Regions from separate parts of the Mus musculus genome. Here regions 2 and 3 are each linked to region 1. The links are chromatin loops, found by intact Hi-C in ENCODE. Cell type or tissue: heart. All regions are shown on one strand.

What was found. Hi-C counts contacts between places; a loop is a spot of excess contacts. Peaks named below come from ENCODE experiments on the same cell type or tissue, not always from the same donor. Only the 100,000 strongest peaks of a DNase experiment are listed, where the experiment ranks them.
Region 2: a loop joins it to region 1, with 2.1 times the contacts of the local background. A loop is called at or near these places in 25 of 42 quality-filtered maps.
Region 3: it touches region 1 in a loop (7-fold over the local background); 10 of 42 quality-filtered maps call a loop at or near these places.

The regions. Positions count from the first base shown.
Region 1 is chr19:10,598,836-10,606,835 of GRCm38, forward strand. Tkfc (triokinase, FMN cyclase) reads right to left here and starts at 5,423. Exons shown (of 17, transcript NM_145496.1): 1 at 5,333-5,423; 2 at 1,736-1,925; 3 at 473-583; 4 at 197-378. The coding sequence starts at 5,335. It overlaps Ddb1 (damage specific DNA binding protein 1), which reads left to right and starts at 6,762. Exons shown (of 27, transcript NM_015735.2): 1 at 6,762-6,931. The coding sequence starts at 6,871. In heart, CTCF peaks have their summits at 4,196 (motif pointing left) and 6,609 (motif pointing left); DNase peaks (open chromatin) are centred at 3,626, 4,176, 4,916 and 6,656; H3K4me3 peaks cover 2,978 bases; H3K27ac peaks cover 4,909 bases.
Region 2 is chr19:10,535,693-10,543,692 of GRCm38, forward strand. It overlaps Cpsf7 (cleavage and polyadenylation specific factor 7), which reads left to right. Exons shown (of 10, transcript NM_172302.3): 7 at 1,107-1,225; 8 at 3,928-4,096; 9 at 4,989-5,156. The coding sequence ends at 5,151. It also overlaps a transcript of Tmem216 not described here. Among named protein-coding and RNA genes, the nearest start is that of Cpsf7, 14 kb to the left of the region's middle. In heart, a CTCF peak has its summit at 4,260 (motif pointing right); no DNase peak of the experiment used is centred here.
Region 3 is chr19:10,522,434-10,530,433 of GRCm38, forward strand. It overlaps Sdhaf2 (succinate dehydrogenase complex assembly factor 2), which reads right to left and starts at 2,776. Exons shown (of 4, transcript NM_025333.4): 1 at 2,626-2,776. The coding sequence starts at 2,661. Cpsf7 (cleavage and polyadenylation specific factor 7) reads left to right here and starts at 2,811. Exons shown (of 10, transcript NM_172302.3): 1 at 2,811-2,894; 2 at 3,519-3,627. The coding sequence starts at 3,574. In heart, CTCF peaks have their summits at 3,723 and 7,834 (motif pointing right); DNase peaks (open chromatin) are centred at 2,788 and 3,328; H3K4me3 peaks cover 2,878 bases; H3K27ac peaks cover 1,700 bases.

The sequences.
Region 1 (8,000 bases):
ATGAGGACCTGTCCTGCACTGGAGGAAGCGCTAGGAAGGGGCAAGTGACTACATATCCCCACATGGAGGGGAGGGAAGAGAACTGGTTAAGTGGATGCCTGAATTCTAGGGCTAATTGCTGTAGTAATGGTAGAGACTTTGTGATCAGGGAAAAGAAATGGCTGGTGACTCAGTGTCCCAGGATGGGGAGGCTAACCTTGTGGATAAGTACTGTGCCACACAGGCCACGCCGGCCTGCCTTCTTGAGGACGGTGAAGGCACTGTCATCCTCAACTATCACCATCTCCACAGAGATGCCCTCGGCCTTGGCCTGCTCCATGGCAAGTCCAAAGTTGAGCCGATCCCCAGTGTAGTTCTTCACAATGAGGAGGGTGCCCACTGTAGGAACAGTAGCATGGTGTCATTGAGCCTTGCCCTTCCCCACCCCCAACAGAGCCCACCCACAGCATTCTCTCCTACATGCAAGCCTGACCTGTGCCTGCCTGGGCCACAGCTCTAATGGCTGCCAGGATGCTGCCCACAGGAGGAGAGGCAAACACAGATCCTGCGATGACACCTGTTAGCATCCCTTTCCCGATAAAACCTGGAGAAAGAGAAATAAGGATGCCGGGTAGAATCTAGGTCTGTTATCCCTGGGGGCTTCCCACATACCTGAGATCCATGTTTAGGTAAGCCCTACTTTGTGCTTGTGCTATGGCTAACCCCTACACAGGAGTCATCTTGAAAGATCTTCCCCTGACCTCCTACCCTGAAGAACTCTGTCTACTCTCACCATTTTCTGTTCTTCCTCCTATTCTTCTTTTACATAAAGCTTTTGAAAAAAGATTTGTTTTATTTGAGTGTTTTGCAAGTGTGTATATATGTGCACCAGGGCACCACATGTGTGCCTCATGTCTGTGGAGGTCAGAGGAGGCAGTGGTTCCCTGAAACTGGAGTTACAGATGGTTGTGAGCTGCTATGTAGGTACTGGGAACTGAACCCAGGTCCTCTGCAAGAACAAGTACTTTTAAGTGCTGAGTCATCGCTCCTGCCCCTCCATGTTTATTCTAGTGTTTGTTATAACCCATAAGGCTCTCTGAACTGCTCTTATTCACATCTGTCTTCCCAGAGTGGGGCATAAAAGTTTTCTACAGGGGAGGATCTTGCCTGATTCACATGTGTGCCCTGTACAGGGCCAAGTATATCAGAATATCGTGGGCTCACTAGGAGCTGATGAATGAATAAACAGAATATTGCCGGTGGACAGGAGAAGTGAACTGACATAAAGTCTGAGGCCTGCTTTAGGAGCTCCTAACGGAGGATCACATCTTTGCATCAAACAGGAAACCAGCTAAGATGGGTCAGCTGCGGGAAAAGGCATGATAGGATTGCAGAAGAGGGGTCCTAATTTGTGCTTGTAGAGTCAAGAAAGTTTCATGGAGGTGTTGGGTCAGCTGGACTGGAAAAACAGGCCAGGAAGACGTTTGAAATCACCAAGTCTCACACCTGAGGCTGTGACAGCCTCAGGGGTTAACTGGCTCAACCCTGCATTTCTAGAGCTGTAAGAATCCAGGTGCAGAGACAGGCTGTGACTGGGCGTGGAGTGGCTGGGGGCTGTGGGAGGATGGAGACTGGGCCCATTGCTAACTCTGGCCCCTGCACTGATTGTCTGGTACCTCACACTAGCACTGAGGACCTCCCAGGATCCCTACTCTGCTCTGGCCAGCACCCCTTACAATGAACACAAGATACTCACCGGCATGGGCAGGCTCATGGCCTGAGCCTCCACCTGACAGAAGTGCTACCCGGCCCTTGAGGGTGTCCAGGTCAGAACGTAGGGCCACACGGTGCCCTTGCAGGAGCTGCAAGTCAGGGTTAGAGGCTACTAACCCAGCAAGGGCATCATCAGCACACCCTTCCACAGAATTCACCATCTTCTTGGAACTCTGTGGAGGAAGAGCAAGAAACAAGAGGTTCAGAGTGTGGTCAGCAGGTACCCCCATCCTGCCTGCCCAGCAACATTACAGTGCCAAATCTCCCCAGGGGTTTCATGCCAGGGGAAAGGAACTACAGAAGCCACCTAGGAATTCTAAGGATACAGTGGTACCTTGAGTTATGTCATTACCAGGTGCAGGTGTCTGTGACTTCTCAACTTTCAATGTTTTATTCAGTATTTATTTAACTAATAGACCTTTACACCATGATTTCTATGTATCACCATGATTTCTATGTATCCTGCAAAACAGCTTCAATGTAAAGCAAATGGGGGAGTTCACTAGAAAAAAAAAATGAAATTGGGGCCCTGTCAGTTTCTGTTAGAGGAGGTAGGTTTTAGATTGAGACTCCTATGATGGGTAGAGTCTGGGCAGGCCCCACACCAACCCAGTTGGTACCACAACTGGTTTTCCTGGGCTAGAGCTAGACCGTTCATGCAGGGTAGCAGGGCCCAGTGCTAGGCCCTTCATGGGAACACAGATATCATTCTTACGTGCTATGCTATGCAAGAGGGACATACATGTGTGTGGAAGCACAGAAGAAAAGGGCCTCAGTCTCCTAAAGGGGAAGTCTCTATGAAGAACAAGAAAGAGACATGTAGGCATTGGGAAGGGGGTGGGGGGTATTCGGAGCAGAAGGAAGCATAAGCCAAGGTATGGGATACAGAATAGAATAGTGGCTCCTGGAAGCATCAGAGTGACATAGTGTTGCAAGCAATATGGCCTACAGGAAGAGGTAGACAGGGGCCTCACAAGCCACAGGAAGAATCGTTCACAGGAATCGTCAGGGTCAAAGCCTCAGCTCCAGAGCCTAATAACTATCCTCAGAGCCATGTCCTCAACAGGCCAGTTAAAGAGACAACAGTAAGGAGCAGACAAAGGAGATTTATCAATTTACTTATAATTTATGTTTTATAATAATTTATCAGATTGTTCATTATTTATCAATTCATTAATATGTTCTCATTGGGAAGAGGAACAAATAAAGAGGTCCAGGGATACTCTCTCATGTCCAAAGCCATCTTCAGGGCACGGATACGAGGTTTAGGTTTAAACAGAGAGGTATGTATAACCTAGTAGTTCTAGCTGGGTGTGGTAGCACAGGCCTTAGGAGATGGAGGCTTGGGGGGCGGGGGTGGGGGAGGACTCCGGAGTTCAAGGTTAGCATCAGCTACACAGAAAGTTGGAGGCCAACCTGAGCTACAGGAGACCCATGTGTCTCAAACTGAACATAAAAACTGAAACAAGCCAGGCGTGGTGGCGCACACCTTTAATCCCAGCACTCGGGAGGCAGAGGCAGGTGGATTTCTGAGTTCGAGGCCAGCCTTGTCTACAAAGTGAGTTCTAAGACAGCCAGGGCTATACAGAGAAACACTGTCTTGAAAAAAACAAAAAAACAAACAAGCAAAAAAAAAAACAAAACAAAAAAAACCCTGAAACAAGCCAGGTTGTGGTGGTGTGTGCTTTTAATTCCAGAACTCAGGAGGCAGAAACAAAACAAAACAAACAAACAAATATAAAAAATAAAACACTGAAAAAAAAAAAAGCCTAGTCAGTTAGGGCCAAGGTGTGGTTGACTGACTCATCCCCTTCTTGCAGGCAGCTGAAACACTGTCAGAAACATGTGAAATCTCTTCCTGGCTGCTTCTCCTCGTGAGTGTCAGGGCCTCTGTCTCTCTGTCTTTACCTCCCCCAGCTTGAGATTCTTGGGAAAATTCCACTTTGTTGCAGGCATTATTTCAGCAGTCTGATAGCTAATGGGAAGGGGTGAAATGTCTCTTTAGAATGTCTGCATTCTGCCAGGGCAGTTACACGGTGAGCTATGGGCCTCCTTAGGAGAGAGGGCGTGCAAAGGCTGACCTAAACCCTGGAGAATACCTCTGGGTCCAGCTGAGTCTGTACAGCGTGTGCAGTAAGAGAGACCAGAGTCGCCGTGTGCCCAGGCTCTAGTGTCAGCAGGACACCACGCCTGAACTCAGGGAGCAAACCTCTGTTCTGGGCTCAGTTCTTCCTCTGGGAACAGTGATTTACAGAGCTTATACCAGTGTTACGGGAAAAGCTCGCTAAAAAGGTGCCATAGCCCCTTTTGTGAACAGGCTTTGAAAAGCTGGAGCTAGCTAAATAACTGTTCCGGGATGGGATGTAGCCAGCAGCCTTTGTCCTCAGGAGGCAGGAAGAGCGAGCCTCAAAGTGGATCCAGAAGAGACTGCTGGCGCCACCTAGTGATCGCAGCCTGACCCAGGTCTCCGCAAAACACACTTCCTGCCTCTTTTTTCTGAGCCTTTATGCAAAATGAAGCGCTGATGTCTTCCTGCCAGGCTTTCCTTCATTTAACAAGGGCCAAGGCCATAACACCTACTTAAGGATGACGAGAGTGGCCTAGGTCAACAGACAACAAGCAGAATAAAATGAGCTCCATTTCTTACGCACTAAGAGCCAGACCCATTTCTAAGTATGAATATGTCTAATTTAATTTCCCCAATAACCCTTTGGAGGTAAGATTAGTACAAACAGCAGAAAACTGAAGCACAACAAATGACTGTGCACAAAGTCACACAGCCAGCCAGTGCCTAGACCCTCCAGGTTCATCCCAGCCACATGCTGTTTTCCCAAGTGGCTGAAGTCACAGGCACAGGGTGGGGAAAGAGGGATCACTGAGTCTCCCTCCAAGAGATTCCCAATCATTCCTGCACCAGAGCCATGCCTGTTTCCCAGTAACACAAGGGAAAGGAAAGGCAAGAAAGGGGAGGTACAGACTAGGCCACTAGGATTCTAGTCTGATCAACACTGTGCGGCCAGGCCATGTGCTAGCAGGTCTTAGTCTGCCATACTGCAGATGAGGTTGGCGAGAGGAGAGACCCGGAGAAGTGAAGCCTTTGGCATAGTAGTAACACAGTGATGGGCACGAGGCTGAAATCGAGCCCAGATCTGTTCAAGATCAGTTTTAAAGCAAACCCCGGGGACACTGAGAGCCTCCCACATTGCAGTTCCCTGCTCTGGGAGCAGCCCACACATGCCCAGGCTGAGGAACAAGGGCCCGATCATTCCTCCAGGTTCCCTCCTTGACTAGCAAAGTGACTTATCACACAGCAAGTAACTTGTTGTTCTGATCTAAATGCGTGCCTGAGATCCTAGCCATAGGGGTTTCAGGGTGCCTCAGGTTAACCTCAGACCTGGCTTGGCCCAGTGCCCCGCCCACAGGAAAGGGAACGGGGATTAAGCTGGAGATACAAAATGAAATTCTTGTCTTCTGAACCCCAAGAGGCAGCATCGTCTCAGATGGGGACTAGAGAGAGTCCGGGTGTCCAGAGTGGGGTTCCCCATGGTCGTCCCTCTATTGTGGCTCCCACAGGACTCACCATGGTGGGAAAGTTCTGAAACAAGCTGAGCTCACACTTCTGCTCTGAGATGCCGCCGGGTGGACGGTCCTGACTGCTACCAGGTCTGAAGTAGAGACAGCAGCACCTGCAGGAGTGGAAAGGACTTGAGTTGCTGAAGGTATGGGCAGCCGATTGGCAATGTCATGCCTCCCGTGCCTGTGCCTTAAGAATTAGGGAGCTGCCTCAGACTTTGATCCAAGTCCAAACTCTAGTTCGTGGGCTAGGAATGGAGAGGAGCGTGGGGACTGACCAAAGTTCACACCCCCACTTAGCCAGAAGGCAGTGTTTGGAATCATGTCCAGCTTAAAGCTGGGAAGGAGAAAATGTACAAAGACCTTTACCTTTCTGGCTGGCCACACTAGTAGTGAGTCAGCTCTGTGATCCTATTTTACTTCTGGAACACAGACTGAAAGCTCTAGTGAGTTGTCTAAGATTGTGTTGCTGAGAGTTAGGACTTGAGCCCATGTCTAGTCTTGCTACAAAGCCTAATGTTTCCCCTTAGTCAACCAGTTTCCCAGAGTCAAGTCGAGTGCCAGCTGGGGAGGTACAAATCATCTTCAGTTCCACCTGGTTCAAACCTAGCTACACTGATCTCTGCCTCATTTGTAAAATAGGGAGTTAGCTCTCCTCCTCCGGCATTCTGGAGATGCTTCAGGACTAGGCTTCTGCTGCTCCTCCTTTGGGGTTGGGGACATGGAGGCTGTCTGATGAAGCCTGGGACCTGCATCTGCGGGGCTGATTGCACTAGTCACCTGGGTGTTTAGGCTCTTCCTGTGAAATTCCTGCGTTGTATTTGAGCTTAGAATTTGTATCGCAGTAGAGGCACTAATAGTGCTATCAAGTAATTTAGTGGAGAGTCCTTTCGTTTCTGGAGAAATTAAAAGAGGTGAGCAAACACACCCCCAGGTGATGTGTGAGGCTGGGATGATTGTTCTAAAGTCAGTTGAGGGCATTCGAGGGATCAGGAGGAGCTCGAAGAATTAAGCAAAGGAAAGCACGATTCTACTCTGGGATGTGCACAGATGGTCACCTCTTATCCCCAGTCTAGTCCTCCGCAGCCCTTCCTGTTTTAAAAGAGGGAAAACCCCGAGGACGCCTGGAGCTATGGAGGAAGGAAGGAGGCAGAATCTGAGGAAGGGGCGCGGATCTGGGCTGGGAAGCCAGCAGGCGGCCACTTAGGGCGTAGCAGACCAAAGAGGAGGCCAGTTCTGCCTGCGTACCGGTACTCTCGCTCTCATCCGGGTACTGCGACCTCTGGCGGTTAGGAGAAGGCGGGACCTCAGGGGGCGGGGCCTCGCTTGGTTGGCCGCCTCGGGCTCCGTAAGTCCTCCAAGAGGCCAGGTGAGGCCGTCCCGTGATCCTCTGCGCCTGGCCTCTCTGGCCTGCAACGTGTCTCAGGGGCGGAGGCAGCAGCCACGGAGTTGGCTGCGTGAGGGTGGGGGTTCTCAGTCTCTTCGCTCGCGCCCGTCTCTCTATCGTCGCTCTAGGCGCCCCACGGGCCAACCCAAGGCCTCAATATGTCGTACAACTACGTCGTAACGGCGCAGAAGCCTACTGCAGTGAACGGCTGTGTGACCGGTGAGATTGCCCCGGCCGGAGACCCGGGCAAGGGAGGGATCCCAGGCCTAGGGAGGCCAGCGGCCCCAGGGGCGGCGGGAGCAAAAACTTGGGCTCCGGGAATGGAAGGCGCTGGCAGTCGCGGAACGTCCCCCTTAGCTCGCGATCTCAAAGGAGCTGTTCCCACCACGCGCCTTTTGGGCAGCGGAAGCAGCTATTCTGGGTCCTTTTTTGCTCATAGGAGGTCACTTGTTATTGAGGATTGGTCCAGGCCTGATGGGACGGAGAGCGAAGTGTGAGTTGTGTGCGTGGTTGATTGAGTCTTCAAACTTGCCCCATGTGGTCAGGGGAAAGGGGAGATGATAATGGGGCAAGTTTTGAGTTCATAATTTTCCGGTGGATGTCCAGGAGGTTGAGGAATTTGAGCAATGTCTGCACCCCCCCCCCCCCGGCCCTCTCCAGACCCACCCTTTTGCCTGGGGCTGTTGTTTACTCCAGGGCGCTGCTGGAGAACAAGGTTTGGTTGGCCCGTCAGTGTGCGAGCTTTGCCTTGTTTGTGTGCGTGGCTCTTTATCGGCAGTTACATCCCAAACCAAAGAACATTCATCTTGAACTCATATTTTCAGCTACTTAAATTCGTGTATTTACGTAAATGCTAATCATTTCAGAACAAAAGTTTCTTGTTCAGAGAGAGCTACAGAGGGCTGGGTGGTGTTGGTAGATTGCTTGGGAGATAAAAGGACAACACTGAAGGCTCTGGGAAATTTTCTTCGCTTTATCTTTCTGGATGGGAACTCAAGGAAACACAGGCTTTCTCCATTAGCGTCAATTACAGTCTGCTGTTGTAATTTAGAAAGGAAAACCCAACAACCATCCGAAGAATTTTCGTGGTCATAGTTTGTTGAAGGCCAGGCTGTTGTTGCCCAGTCGACAGTACATTTTTAAAAGTCTGATTAAGACTATAGCTTTGTTGAGTGTGTGAAGCAAGACATTGAGGTGCTTCATTTGGTGAGGAGGCGAGGTCCTTAGGTAGATTTATTTAGAGGTACCTGAAAGGCCTATCCTCCAGCTTCCAAAGTTAGAGGCTCTC
Region 2 (8,000 bases), 63 kb before region 1:
GCCTCTGCTTCCTGAATAATTGGTATTAAAGTTCTGGCATGTGCTACCACACCAGGTAGACCGTGTTCTGTCAGAAGGTGGTGGTGGTTTGTACTTTTAGTTCCAGTACTGGAGAGGCAGAGTGGGCAAATCTCTTGAGTTTGAGGATAGCCTGGTCTACAGAGTGAGTTCCAGGACAGCCAGAGCTACACAGAGAAACCCTGTCTTGAAAAAATAAAGGGGCAAGAGGTGGCTCAGTGGTTAAGAGCAGTGACTGCTCTTCCAGAAGACAGGGGTTCAATTTCCAGCACCCAGTTGTTAACTCACAACTGTCTGTAACTCCTAGTTCCAGGGGACCCGGCACCCTCACACAGACATATTTGCAAGGCAAAATAGTAATAATTTTTAAAAAAGAAGGAGAAACAAACAAAAAACAGAGTGTTTTAGACATTTGTTTTCCGTGAATGAGCACTGAGTGCTGGTAGTTTTCCTCTATATTCTCACTGTGATGTTGAGTCCTGGGGCATAGATTATTGTCTGCTAGAGGTTTGTTTTGCACTTACATGTGGAAGCCAAAGGACAACTTTGGTGTCACTGTCAAACACGCTGTCCACCTTGCTTGAGACAGTCTTTCACTGGCCTAAAGCTCACCCAAGTAGATTAAACTAGCTAGCCGATAAGCCCCAGGGATCCACTTGTCTCCAGCACTGGGATTATAAGCATCCTCTACCATGACTGTTATTTTTATGTGGGTTCTGGACATTTGAACTCAGGTCCTCAATCTTGCATGGCAAGCACTTTACAAGCTAAGTTATTTCCCCCAACTCTTGTCATTGTTTTTTATTTAGTGTTTTCTGTTTTCATCTTATTACTTGATCCAAAACATATCCTTCATAGCTTCCTTTAAGCAGCTTGTTTAAACTCTGTGCCATAAATGGCTGCTGCAAATGCTACAATGATTACTACTGTTGAGTTAAACCAAAATTAGGAACACATATGATATAAATCCTGTCCTTGAAGAAAAGAATGAACATTTAAGACATACCTAGAGAAGTTAATACTTCTATAGAATGTGGTGAAAATAATAAAGGTTGCAAGCAGTCAGCTGTGTAATTGTCTCTCTGCAGCCGAGATTCAGGCCCTCCACCTTCTACAGTGAGTGAAGCTGAATTTGAAGAGATAATGAAGCGAAACAGAGCAATTTCCAGCAGTGCCATTTCCAAAGCAGTGTCTGGAGCTAGTGCAGGTAATAAACTCTTACTTTACTGACTTTGTCTTAAGTTTTTCCCCTTTGTCATTTCCATCTGGAAACCTTTGAAAAGCTGAGTTAGAGTTCTGTTAGAGGTCAGAAGATGTGCACTTCAAGAGCAGTGTGTAACTAACTCCAGTCAAATGTCAAGACCTACTTTGTAGAAAACAACTCAGTGCCTTGACTGTGAGAAATAGATACTATTTCCTGTTTGTATTTATTATAGAATATAATTGCTGTCTCAGAGAGATCTTGATCTCAGAAGTGATCTTTAGACTTTATGTTTATGCAGCAGCTCCAACTCCAAGTAGAATTAAAAGCCCTGGGGTTTTAGAAGTGGTATCTCAACTAGATGGTGCTCTGTTACACTAAGAAGTCTGGGCAGAGCTGGTAGCCTGTGGATAGGCTGTCCTCTGAAGGCAAGTCTCTTGTCATCATAAGGCATATTACCCTTTCAGCTAACTTGCCCTGCTCTCAGCAGTATATGTAGAATCAGCAACTAGGATTCTGCGAGCCCTGGACATAAAAGAAGAGACTGTAGAATAGGAAGTTTATAGACAGATACTCCGTGGGTAGAGCAATGGCCTGGCATACTAGAATAGAAAGGTTTGGAGTTCTGGTCCAAGTCACTCACTTTCTCCCCGGGAGTTGCCCACATGGATCTAAATGTAATATAGACTATTAGTACTCAAAGAAGTAAGTTCAAATTGACTGTTAAGCGGTTTCCCATCATTTCTGACCTTTGGTTTTAATTTGATTCTACACAGTAGTTTAAAAACAAAGTATGTGTTCTTGTCAGTTTTTCCCTCACCAGAACAACATAACTTGACCTCTTAAGTTATATAATACATGTACATTGTTATACAATACACAGAAGAGTTCAGAGGAAATCATCTTTGTTCCTTTTTCAATGTCAGTCCCATCACCCTGAGATGGCAGATAAGTAAATCTTTTTATCTCCCTCTCTTTTTCTTATTCCAGTCGTAGAAACTATAATATTTATTCTCTGTGCCTCTAAAACAGAACTTCCTTGCCTGTATGGAGCTGCTATTGCCAGTGTCCTGGTCCTTCACAGCGCCACGCTTCCTTCATAGTCTCTGTCCATTCTGTTCTTCCTACTTTGCATAAAGGAAGCCGCCCAGTTTTGATTTTCAGCGGACATCTGTGGATTTGTTGAGTCAGGTGCACATTTGGGAAATGAAAGGTCTAGTTATTGAAGGCAGCCTGATGATTTTTTTTAAATGTACAAGTATAGGTATGAGAAAGAGATGATATTTTAGACAGTTTGTATACCACAATGGCCCCATAGGAGGGGAGTATGTATGTATGTATATACAGTGTGTGTGTTTGTGTATGTTGTATAACATCTAGTAAAACCTGAGTTTATGTAAGTACACTCTGTAGTGTTTTAACAATGATGAAACTACGCAACAGCAAATTTCTCAGTGTGTTGCCCTGTCATTGAAAGCTGTATATAATAGAGTGTGTATATTATATATACATATAATAGAGGTATTATAGTATATATTATAGTATATAAATATAATAGAGGTGTATGAGCTAACATATATGTATGATTATAAATTTGAAATATGTAGATTTCAGACATATTTTCAAACGCCTTTAATCCCAGCTCTCAGGAGGCAGAAGCAGGTGAGATCCTGCCTTGAAAAAAATAATTGTAGACTCAATACTGTGTTTAAGAAAAAAAATGAAAATTTTCTGTGAGGACTACCAAGACTACCTTCTGAATGGTGGGTATTCCTCCAGTTTGGGGGATGAATACACATATCACAACATATATATAATTTTGGTTGTTTTTTTAGGAAAATGAACTGCAAGGCTGGATATGTATAGATTGGTGATGGATCAGTTACCTAGTATGCTCAAAGCTCTTAAGTTCAACACCCAATACCACATAGGAAAAAAAAGAAAAAAAGCAGTATTTATTTTTTTGCTTTCTCTATTTTGAACACCTATCTTATTAACTTATGTTATTTGTTAAGACCTACTGCATTATGCTAAATACTTTTAATAGGTGACTTTTTTTGCTTACAGGTTTCTCATGAGTTTTAACTACTAGTAATCTATGGAGCCATTGTTTCTTAACTTATGTAGTCTAGCAAAAGCCCTAGGAAAGATAAAACAATAAGCAACATTATTAAAACATGGTTAAACATACATAGTTCTGTGACCAGAAATTTTTTAGAATTGTTAGCTTAAATATAGGGATAGTTTATTTTTTAGACATATGTGTGTGTTTTGCATATGTGTATATGTATATATACCGTATACATTCTTGGGATTCAAGGGGCCCATTTGGTTTCCTGAAACTAGAGTTATGAGTGGTTGTGATCCATATAGGTGCTGGAAATCAAACCCAGGTCCTTTACAAAAGCAACAAGTGATTTTTAACAGCTGAGCTATCTTTCAAGCTCCAGGACAGTTTATTTTAATCCTTATTTTCAAGTAGCCCTTGGACAAGTATGTACTAATTATAGGGCCACAAGTATATGTCAGCTTTCAAACGAGACTATAGCTGTTACTCAGTTTTATACCTGCTATGTCTTCTTTGCCCATTTTACTATGGCTCTTTAGAACAGCTAGTCATTGATAATTTATCTCCCCCTGCATTCTCCTTTTGGTCCAGCTTGGTTACTGCCTCTGCTCATCCTTGGCCTTTCCCTCCACCTTATCAGGGGATTACAGTGACGCCATTGAGACACTACTCACAGCCATTGCAGTTATCAAACAGTCCCGAGTCGCCAATGATGAGCGTTGCCGGGTCCTCATCTCCTCTCTTAAGGACTGTCTTCATGGCATAGAGGCCAAGTCATACAGTGTGGGTGCCAGTGGGAGCTCTTCTAGGTGAGTTGATTGACCTGGAGCAACACTCTCCTGAAGTTTGGTTGGGAAAAGAAGGAAACCCAGGGTATCTGATAAGGGATTTGGATTAAAGAGGGCGCCTCATATTCACTTTTTTTTTTTTTTAGAACTATTTATTTATTTTATGTATATGAGTACACTGTCGCTATTTTCAGACACACCAGAAGAGGGCACCAGATCCCATTACAGGTGATTGTGAGCCACCATGTGATTGCTGGAAATTGAACTCGGGACCTCTCAAAAGAGCAGTCAGTGCCTTTAACTGATGACCCATCTCTTCAGCCCCTTACAGTCATATCTTTAAGATAAATGAGACATTTTCATTAATTTTGTTAATGTCTAGAACCTGTGTTCAGTAGAAGCAGTGGCCTCATTTAGGAGAAAGAGTCTAAAAAAGAACATAGTCCTCAAGGGCTGGGGACATAGCTCAGTGATCAGACTTCTTGCCTAGCACATGAGGCCCTAGGTTCAGTCTTGAGCACCATGGGGAGGCTAGGTCTAGGTGGACACATGGGGATTTTAGCCAGTGGGCTTAAGTTTGAATCTCAGTTCTGTTGCTAACCATCTGTGTGGCCATCTTACGTGTGGAGGTTAGCAACTTTCCAAGAACTTACGAGGAAAAGTCCTAGTACTTGCCTACAGACCTATTGTAAGGTGAAATCATAATAGTTGGAAAATTCTAAAGACTCTGTTCAATACATTAGTAAGGTCTTGACAAATCCGTCAGTCACTTCCCCCCAAAAGAAGCTATGATCTTCTGACAGTGCCCCTATGATAGAGAATATTTTAGGCAAGCATTGAGAGATACAAAACCTCATGTGGAAAGAATGTGTTGTAGGCCATTGGGGTTGAGGCTGAAGGATGTTTCTGACAGGAAAAGACATCGGTCCAGGGAGAGGTCACCCAGCCGGTCCCGGGAGAGTAGCAGGAGGCACCGAGACTTGCTTCATAACGAAGACCGGCATGATGATTATTTCCAAGAGAGGAACCGGGAACATGAGAGACACCGGGATAGAGAACGGGACCGGCACCACTGAGAAAGGTGGGAACGAAGCCCTGTTCTTGGCCAATGGATTGTATGTGAACTGGGTATGGTGGTTCATGCCTCTAATCTAGCACTTGGGAGACCAATTCAGGAAGATTGCCATGAGTTGAAGGGCAGCCTGGACTACAAAGTAAGACCCTGTCTCAGAAAAAGATTTGTAATAGAAATGTTCTGCCCTCAAGTTCTTAATAAATGAAAGCCATTGTTATTATCATTATCAATAATAATATCATTTAAATACCAGTAAAAGGGAAAACTGATCAAGGCAGAAGAGATTGTTACCTTAGTTTTCATGATAAAATATTAATGACTTCAAGAATGGATATCCATTAAAAGCTTTAGAGTAGAAAACCATTCTGAAAAATCTTCAACAGCTTTAGAGACCTTGTGATATGCTTGTTTTACTAAGTTTTGTTAAAAGTGGGAGTTTTGAGGAGTTGGTATAGATGATTGAAAAGGTAGGTCAGCTCTTCTGGCTCAGCCTGGGCTTCCTGTCTCTCAGCTCTGCTTTTTTTTTCACAGAAAGATATTTATCTTGGAGGATGAGCCTGTAGCTCTTGAGTTTTATCCCACTATTTTACAATCCCAACTTAAAGCTGCTAACAAGGATTGTTTGTGGTATAAGAAAGAATGGGTGTTGGCTGTTTCTGTGGAGGTGTATAAAATAGACCAGAATATGGCTAGGAGGATCTACCTGGTCTGTTGTCTGATTGATTGTTCTGAAGTAATATACTTGAGCAGGCTCTGTAGTTCTTTCTTATTTTTATTTTATGCACATTGGTGTTTTGTATGAATGTATGAGGGTGTCAGGTCCTCTGGAGCAGGAATCACAGACAGTTGTGAGCCACCATGTGGTTGCTGGGAATTGAACCCAGGTCTTCTGGGAGAGCAGCCAGTGTTCTTAAACGCTGAGCCATCTCTCCAGCCATGACTATGTAGATTTTTTTTTTTTTTTTTTTTTTTTGGTTTGAGACAGGGTTTCTCTGTATAGCCCTGGCTGTCCTGGAACTCACTTTGTAGACCAGGCTGGCCTTGAACTCAGAAATTCTCCTGCCTCTGCCTCCCAAGTGCTGGGATTAAAGGTGTGCGCCACCACTCCCCGCTGACTATGTAGTTCTCAACTATGGATGCTGACTGGATGAGGAAGACTGGAAACCTTCACCTCTTGTGCATTTTCATAGGTCTTGGTAAACTCAAACCTTTTGCAAAGTCTGTAAAACTCTACATAGAGGCAGCCTCCTAACAGACAAGAAAGCATTTCTCTGTGTTTGCCTCTGCAATGTTGTTAGTGTTAACTGCTTTAACTGCTTTGGTTTTTTGAGTCAGGGTCTCTTTATGTGTCCTGGGCTCATTATGTATACCAGGCTGGCCTAGAACTCAGAAAAATACTCCTGCCACTGCCTCTCAAGAAGTGGTATTAAAAGCAGCCTGGCACTTAAACAGACTTATAGCTTAGATTGTTTCTGTCATCTTCTACAGAAAGTAAATGGAATGATAAAAATTAGGAATGCTTTCAATCTACACCTTTCTCTGTTTCTTTTTTTTAATATTTTTCACACAGTATATTCTGATCATGGTTTCCCCTCCTTCATCTCCTCCCAGATCATCCCACCCATCAAATTCTGTGCCTTATTTCTCTCTTTCTTTAAAAAACAAACAGGCTTTCTCGTTCTTATCTCACAGAATTCTCAAATGTAGGATAACATACATAGAGCCAGCAGTTAAGCTCTGAATGGGTTCTGTGTTTGTCTCTCTAGGTTTTTGCAACAGATTGAGTTTCGAAAGGTGTCTACATTAACATCTATAGCTTGTGGAAATGTAGGGTAATGAAGATGGAACCCGCAAGTGGCTTTGGCCTTCTTTCTTTTTGGGGATGGGCAAGGTCGGCATGGGTGTCTTGGTCTATCCCTTCATTAAATAGCACCATCACTTTCCTTGTGAGCTAGCACAATTGAAGCATTACTTAAAATTCAAAACAGCCAGCACTGGATGTTGTGATCAAACTTGTAATGCTAGAACTCAGGAGACTCGGGCAAAAGAATTATAAGTTCAGGGTCATTCAGGACCTTGCCTCAAAAAAAAAAAAAGGAAAAGAAAAAATGTAATATGTGGCTGCAGGCAGATATCAGAGTTGGAGGCCACTCTGGTCTACAGTGCAAGTTCTAGGACAGCCAGCTGCACTGAACAACCCTATCGTGAATAAGAAGGAAGGAAGGAAGGAAGGAAGGACAGGCGGACAGACGGACCAGAAGAGGAGCTGTTACTTTGTCTATGCAAAGCAGCAGTTGTAGTGTCTAGAGTCTTATTCAGTGTACTTTACTAGCATAGATGACTGCCTATCACCATTCCTGGTGGCTTTGCTCCTTTGACAACCTTTTGGTAGTGAAACTGGTACCAGCAAGATTCATCAATCCATCTGAAAGTCCTCTGTTGGTAGTAACAGAAAACATCTTTTTGACTGGTACAGGCCTATGGTAAAATAGGGAAAACTCGCTCTTTGGTAAGTTTTCTACATCACTTCTTTCCTGGTCTCCCCTAATATGTACAAGTGAATCAGACACTTTAAAGAGATTTCCCTCTTTAAAGAAGAAAAAAATCATCTTAAATTTTTATAGTGGTCTGGATTCTATCTTCATTTACTAAGTTGTAGCTTAGAAGGTTTCATGTTGGGGAAGTGATATACAGATCTGCATAAAGAACTTAGTCCTCCAAGCTATTTGAACAGCATTTACAGCATCTTTACTTAAAAACAATTGTATTTCTGTGCTGTGAATAAGTGTCCCTGATCAGGAAAGGTGTGTTTTGTGCAGAGGCCTCAATGGAACAGCAGCATCCTCTTCT
Region 3 (8,000 bases), 76 kb before region 1:
GAGGAGGAAGAGGAGGAGAAGCAGCAGCAGCTCCAAAGTAGCAAAAAACAGCTTCAAACTCCAAATGTAAGAAGGTTATAAACTCTAAGATACAATGAAAAGAACTGAGTAATGACTAAGTAGATAAAGTGCTCGCTGTGCAAGCGTGAAGACCTGGGTTCAGGTCCCCAGAACCACATAAAACCCATGGCTGGGAATGACATCATGCATAAGTAACCCCAGCACAGGTGGATCCCAGAGGCTTGTTGGTCAGCAGGTCTAGTCAAAAAAACATCATGACCGCTGGGCGTGGTGGCGCACACCTTTAATCCCAGCGCTTGTGAGGCAGAGGCAGGTGGATTTCTGAGTTCGAGGCCAGCCTGGTCTACAGAGTGAGTTCCAGGACAGCCAGGGAGGCCATGGAGGGATGTTCTTTACTGACTTCCTTACCCTGGCTTGCTTAGCTTGCTTTCTTATAGAACCCAAGACTACTAGCCCAGGGATGGCACCACCCACAATGGGCTCTCCCACTTTCGATCACTAATTGAGAATATGTCTTACAGCTGGATCTCAAGGAGGCATTTCCTCAAGGGAGGCTCCTTTCTCTGTGATAACTCCAGCTTGTGTCAAGTTCGAGTACAGAGAGTATAAGTATCTGTAACTTTAGCAACAATAAGTGCTTTAGAAAGCACAAGCATACGGAGATACTGACTCAACAATTCACAGATCCATTCCCTCTGTGATTAGTTTGGAAAACAAGCTCCTGCTCCCCAGATGACTGCAAAACCAGCTGCACTGAAGCCAATAGGAAAGGCTGTGGACTGCACATGCCACAGCCCTGTCTTTCCCCAAATCCTCAACACACAAGATGATGGGGAGAATGTCCCAGCAACAGGCTTCTATCCAAGAGGGAAAGGTAAGACTGCTGGAACATCATCCAAACAGCTTCTGCTTTGGCTGAGTCTAAGTGCTACAGGTAAGGACACCTTTCTGTAGCTGTGGCAAGCAAAAGTGATGGTTTGTACCAGCAGCATTCACTTGCCATGGTCCCCATCCTGCCTTACTGCAGAATGAAAAGATAACCCACAACCCCCAGCTTTTCCCTGGAGATACAGAGCAGGGGTTGGGGGTGCGGGTGGGGGCATCCACCTGAAACTCCTGCTTCTCAGAGGCTGCCTGTGGAGCTGGCTTTTGTCTCTCTTGTCTCAGAGCAACAACAGGACACAGCCCATTCCAGATGCTGAGGGACCATAGAGACCAAGAGAGCTGCTTAGTTTTGGTGCAGAAGGCCATAGAAGATAAAGCAAGATAAAATCTAGTATTGTTTACAAGCCTCTTCCCCGAGGCTCGAGGAAGAGTTGAATGTATGGTTAATGTTCTAGAACATGGGGGTTGGCATTGCCGAAGGGACTGGTTGGTTTCTGTTTTGAACAACTTGCAACACTAACCAGCATACTCTAAGAAGTCCAGTAGCCACTGAGAATAAGAGAGCAGAGCAACCAGCTGGTCATGGTGCCTCATGACTGTAATCCACGCACTTGAGAGGCTAGATCAGAACTACTATGAAGCTGAGGAGTTTTAGTACCTAAAAAACAGGGTAGCAAGGAAGGAGGAGGGAACACTGAACAACTTAAAAGAGTGTTAACAAAACTACAGCATTGCAGAAACACCGACACACTTAAAACACCCTCCTCTGGCCTTCATGGGCACCTACACACATAGTATGCATAAACTCACAAAGGCAGATAAACACATGTACATACTTTTTTAGTCTAAAAAAAAGAATAAGAAAAGAAAATGCGATTGCCTAGCAGGCAAGGCTCTGGGTTTGGTGCTTAGCACAAACAACAAAATTGTCATATGTGATATAAAGAATATTACATAGTATTAAGGAGTTAGCAGTAAAGTATAATAATCATAAATATATGTGGATCTAATAGAGCACTCAAATATATGGAAGAGACACTTGACAGAACTGGTGGGGGAACACAACAGATTTTAATGCCACATTTTAATAAGGAATAGAATATATAGATGTCGGAATCAATACTAGACAACCAGAACAATACTAATTTAAGAATATTTAACTGAGATATACAGGCATTCCACACAAGAGATCATACATTCCTCTCAAATGTACAGATAATTATGCCCAGGAGATCACAAGTTGTCAAAAAACATGTCTTGATAAGTTTAAGATAAACCATACCAACTAGCTTTCAACACTACTGGAATAAAAACGGAAAATTCTCAAACATTTAAAACCAAGATGAGACAGGAGAATTACGAATTTGAGGCCAGCCTGAGTAACAAATTAAAACCGGCTTTTAAAAGGGAGACGGGGGAAGAAGCTCAAGAAAAGCTAGGAGGCTTTCGGGGGAGGTTCGGTAACTGTTCCTGGTATGCGTTGAGTCTCACACGGTGACTGGCCACCTAACCACATATTACCCAGTATTCTCACTCGAGCACACCGTGGGCTCAGGAAAGAATGGAAAATTCCCTGCATGATCGGCTCCAGCCTGCGCCTCGCCTTGAGGGGACCATTCCCTGGTCTGTGGGGTAGGTGAACTCTCCCTACAGTCTCCACGGCACAGAGGAGGACGAAACAGTCTTAGCTGCAGCCCGCCCCGAACCCGGCTCTCTCACCCGCGCCAGCGTCGGGATCAAGGTGACCACCGCCATCTCTCTCTTATAGCACAGTAAGCTGGCAACCGGGCCACTTCCGGGAATTCCGGGCGGTCGATCTGAGGACTTCAGCGGAGGTGGACCCCAAGCCGGAAGGCGCAACCGAGCGTATGGCGGAAGTAGCGGTGCGTGTGACGCCGCCGGTGGGGGGGGGGCGGGACCTGGGGCGGAGAGCGGTTCGCGCGCTTCGGGCCTAGTCGGGACTCTCCGCGGCCGCCGCCATATTCCCGGTAACGGGGGCGCGCGGCCCGGGGCCGGCGGGGCCGGAAGGAGGGCGGGGGCCGGCGCCGCGGAAGGGAGGGGGTCGGTTGGGGTGGCGGCGGCGGAAGACAGCGGGTGGAGGGAAGCGCGGGCCTCTGAGGGAGGGGCTGAGGTCCTGGAGCTGTGGGAGGGAGCAGGGCAGGCCTAGCCTAGGGCGAGGACAGGGCCCCGTTGGTGTGGAGGCGGCGGGAGCTTCCGGGCCCGCGGGGGCTCCGGCTTGGGACGCCCCCTGGGCCTAGCAGGTGCGACGGGCTGAGCTTGCGGCGTTCGCCGCGGTGGTTCACAGCGCGGCCTGAGGGCCCTCTCAGGAGTCGAGGCCCGGACTTGGCGGTGGCGCCATAGGCAACTACGGGCGCCGACTCGGAGCACCTCGGGTCGGGCCCGCGGGTGATGGGCAGCGAGCTCCGCGAGCCCGAGCGGCCTGGGAGAGCTGGGGGCGGCGCGAGGCTGGGGGCGGGGCAGAGCGGGTGGGGCCAGGCTCCCGGCCGCCGGGATGCTGCGTCTTGGGAGACTAGAGCTTGTTGACCCTTGCCCTCCTCCCAGCCTGGGACCCTTGTGCCTTAAAATTTTTTACCCTTTTCTGAATACCGTAGTGGCATCTTTCTTACTTTGTCGGTTCTCCGGGCTCGAGAGCGTATTTCCGGAGCCATGTCAGAAGGAGTGGATTTGATTGATATATACGCTGATGAAGAGTTCAATCAGGTGAGAGGAATTAGCAGCAGTTTTGGGGTTTCTTCCATCAATCTACTGGCAGTGGTTTCTCTCTCAGCTCAAAATAATTCCCTGTAATATCGAAGCGTTTCCCCCTAGCGGTGGCTTTGAAGACGACTGACCATTCCTCTTTAGGTTAATTTGAACCTCCAGGCTTCAATTTTAAAGGGCTTGCTTTAAGAGCAAATAAAAACCCAAGTGTAATAGTATGGTGAATCAGCCTGTGGAATTCTTTCCCCAAGTCATTTCAAAGTTGAATGACTAACCATAATTAAAAATGAAAATTACATTTGTTGTAGTACTGCGGAGATAATTTCGATGCTTGTTACTTTGCTGTTCTCTCAACTTGTGGCTCGAGCATGTTGGTCCCTCCCCCTGCTTGGTCCCCTCCCAATGGTGTACCATGAAATTACTTTAAAAGCCACAGTATACCAACTGCTTTAAAGGTGGAATTCCAGTGCCACTCCAAGTGTTTCAGTCTTTTTAAATAGCTTGACTGTCCTTTTTGAGAAGTCTCTGGGCATCCATTCGTATGGATGGAAGGAAGAAAGGTAAAAACCATTGAATAAACTAGTTTAAAGGCAAGTCAAGGACTCAGTCATCCTAGTTTGAATGTGTGTTTTAACATTTAAGTATCCCGTAAGATAGTAATCTGTGAGGTTGAGTTCTTCAATCTTGAGGTCAAAACTCAACAGAAAGTTTCTATTTAAAATTTTTATCTTACCTGGGTTCTTTTTAGTACTGTTATTGTTGAGCTAGCTGGTTCTTGTCATTGGTGTGTTCCAGTGGGTACACAGAAGGACCTGGAAAGAATGGGCTAGAATGCCTAGGTGGTAGCCTGACTTTGACAGGCAACAAAAGAGGCTCATATGTCCCATTATTGTATTTTAAATTTTGTGTGTGTGCCTGGTTTGTAGGTGCCCAAAGAGCCTAGTGGTATGGGTCCAATGGAGCTGGTGTTACAGGTGGTTGTGAACCACCTGATATAGATTCTAGTAACCAGACTCAGGTCCTCTGGACAAAGTGTTCTTAGCTACTGAGCCCTCTCTGCAGTCTTGCTTTCCTGAGTTTTATGTGTTTATTTGAGTCATACTTTTGTCGTTTGAAGTTTATGGCTTTTTGTTTAACAAGACTCTCTTAGTTCTGTATTACTGAAAGATAGCCCCAATTCTGAATCTATGTCATTGACTAGTACTGTAACTAATTCACTTCAGAGAATAGACAGTTGTTGACCACGGGCCATATTTGATCTAAAAACAAAAAAGGAATAAATGGTTTATAACTTAGGGGTCATAGACAAGACACAGTTCTTGTCCAGTGGACACGGCTTTGTCAAGGTACACATTATTACCCTCAGTAATTTGTTTATTAATTAACTTTTTTAAAAAAGGACTTTCTGATCTAAAGCCAAAATTAGTATGTGGACATTTATACCAAGCAGGCAATGTTGATATGGGGAAAACTGAAGCAAGTATCAACTTTGAATGTTTTACGTTCTAAAAGTTGAGAAAGGAGACCTCATCCCCATAAGTTCATTTTTGGCAAAGCTGGTTTTAGTGCAATCTGGAAGTTGCTAAATTGTTTAAAAAGTCTGGGTAGAGTTGTTAAAAGTTGGCTTAGATGGAAGTCAGCCTGTATGAATTGGGTTTTTGAATGTCTTAGAAGACAGTTACTGATTTGTCCCAAGGTAGCCCAGCATACAACTCCCTCAAGAGCACTGTGGTCCCTAAGGAAAATGAGCACATTTACTATGTGGAGCCCTGTTCTGTTTGCTTCTGAACTCTGGCAGCATGTACTGCAAAAACCTTGTGCAGGGTAACTTCATTGCTGTTACAGATTCGTGCTGCTCAGTTAGGCAAGGGGGACTGAGAACTGCTGCTCTCCTGAGTTCTCTGTCTGTTCCTTCTCATGCTAAGATAGGCTTTATAAGTATGCCTGCTTCTCTATCAGGAAGGATTTGAACTCCTCTAGGATTACTACTGCCAGAGCTAGTGAGGTGTTGGGAGAGACTGAGTCCCTGTGCTGGACAGTAGGTGCCATTTGGAGTGGTTAGAAGTAAAAGTGATAGTAGCTAGGTATGATGACATGCATCCGGAATCCCAGTGCTTTTGGAGACTGGGCCAGGATTGCTACAAATTGGAGGCCAGCTTGGCTACAATGTCAAACTGTCAGAAACACACACAACAACAATGTACTGTAACAGTGCAGAATAGTGGGCAAAGGTTGGGGGGTGGGGGGAGAGATACTGAGAACTGTGGAGATGCATGAGGCCCAGAGTTGATGTGGCCTTCTAAAAATCAAAGAAAAGGTAATCAAGAGCTGGTGAGATGGCTCAGTGGGTTAGAGCACCCGACTGCTCTTCTGAAGGTCCAGAGTTCAAATCCCAGCAACCACATGGTGGCTCACAACCATCCGTAACGAGATCTGACTCGCTCTTCTGGAGTGTCTGAAGACAGCTACAGTGTATTTACATATAATAAATAAATCTTTAAAAAAAAAGTAATCAACAATCAAGATGGTTCTACTGAGAAAACTATATCCAAGTTAGTTACTTCATTGGGTCAGATACTGAGAAGGAGCTATAAGGTAGGAAAATTGAACATACTGGAGGGCAAAATCAAACTTGCTACTAGGAAGTTTCATGATATAACATAGTAGCTTTTTGTATGTATCCTTGACAACAAAATTCTTACTGAAATATTTAATTCAATATTGAATACATATTTTCAATTTAAACTTAACAAAAATTTTAGCATTGCCACCTATAAAATATGGGTGTGTATTTGATTTTTGCTTTGTTTGTGGGATAGGTCCGTTTTTGTTTGTTTAGGGTTTTTGGGTTTGTTGTTGTTGTTGTTGTTGTTTTATTTAATCTTTTTTACAGTCCAGTTGGCTAAGACAAGGTTTCTTTCTCTCTAGCCCTGGTTATCTTGGAACTCACTGTAGAGTAGGCTGGCCTCAAACTCAGATCTACCTGCCTTTGCCTCCTAAGTACTGGCATTGAAGCCATATGCCACCATATACAGCTACTGCTAGCTTTTTTAGGTTCCATGGCTTGAATAGACCATTGAAACTTGGAACTCATTGGGTTTTCTTTCTGAAGTGGTAATCTACACAAACAAGGTCCTATAGGATTGATCCTTTTTTGTTCTTTCAGTTTTTCAGAGAGCCCGTTGATTGCCTTTAAGCTAACAGTATGAAAAGGTTCCCACTGATGTGTTTGCTCCCCAAGTTGAAGTCTTCATACTGGTTCACTGACCTTTTTATTTTATTTTTTTTTTTTTTAGCTAGCCAGATCTCAGTGATGACTTTTGCCTTATAAAACTTAGATACATCTTTGAATCGCAGATACTACATAAAAGGAATCTTAGTTTGCCAACTTTGAGTATATAAAATACTATCATTTCCTTATTACCTTTAAGTTTCATTTGAAAATCTTTTGTTTTTTTCCCCTTTAAAAAGCCTTGGTGAGAGATATAAAGTCTAGTTGTCCTTAATATCCTTAGGAGATTGGTCTCTGGCTCTTCCTCTGAAACAAAATCTTCAGGTGCTTAAGTCTATTTAAAAAGAAAAATATGTTAATGGGCCTGATGGTACAATTTTGTACCCCAGCTACTAGGGAAACTGAGGCAAAAGTTATCACAAGTTCAAGACCAGTTTTGATAACTTGCAAACTTAGCCAGACCCTATCTCAAAATTTAAAAAAATCAAAAGTTTGACTCAGTGGTAAAGAGAGACCTTGCCAGCAGGCGGTGGTGGCGCATGTCTTTAATCCCAGCACTCAGGAGGCAGCAGAGGTAGGCAGATTTCTGAGTTCAAGGCCAGCCTGGTCTACAGAGTGAGTTCCAGGACAGCCAGGGCTATACAGAGAAACCCTGTCTCAAACCAAAAAAAAAAAAAAAAAGAGAGAGAGAGAGAGACTGAGAGACTTTGCCTAGCATGTTTATATACTAGACAATACCCTTTTGAATAGGTATTTGCATGCAGAATCTTCATGTATTCCTTTCACATACTTAAAAAAAACACCTCTAGATAATGGCAGTGATTATTTTGGCTTTGCTAAAAGCAAAATCTAGGGCTTGACTTTTGCTAGGCAAAATCTCTACCTACCCCTGTATTTTTAATTTTATGTGTTATGGGTGTTTTGTTTGTTTGTATGTCTATACATCGTGTATGTGCATTGCCTTCAGAGGCCAGAAGAGGGCATCAGATCACCTGGGACTGGAGTTACAGTTACTTGTAAGCTGCCAGTGGTGCCTGCAATCAAACCCAGGTCCTCTGGAAGAGTAGCCAGTGTCCTTAACCACTGAGCTATCTCTCCTGCCCCCATCTTAAAGAAAATTTTAAAGGATGTTTTCAGCAGG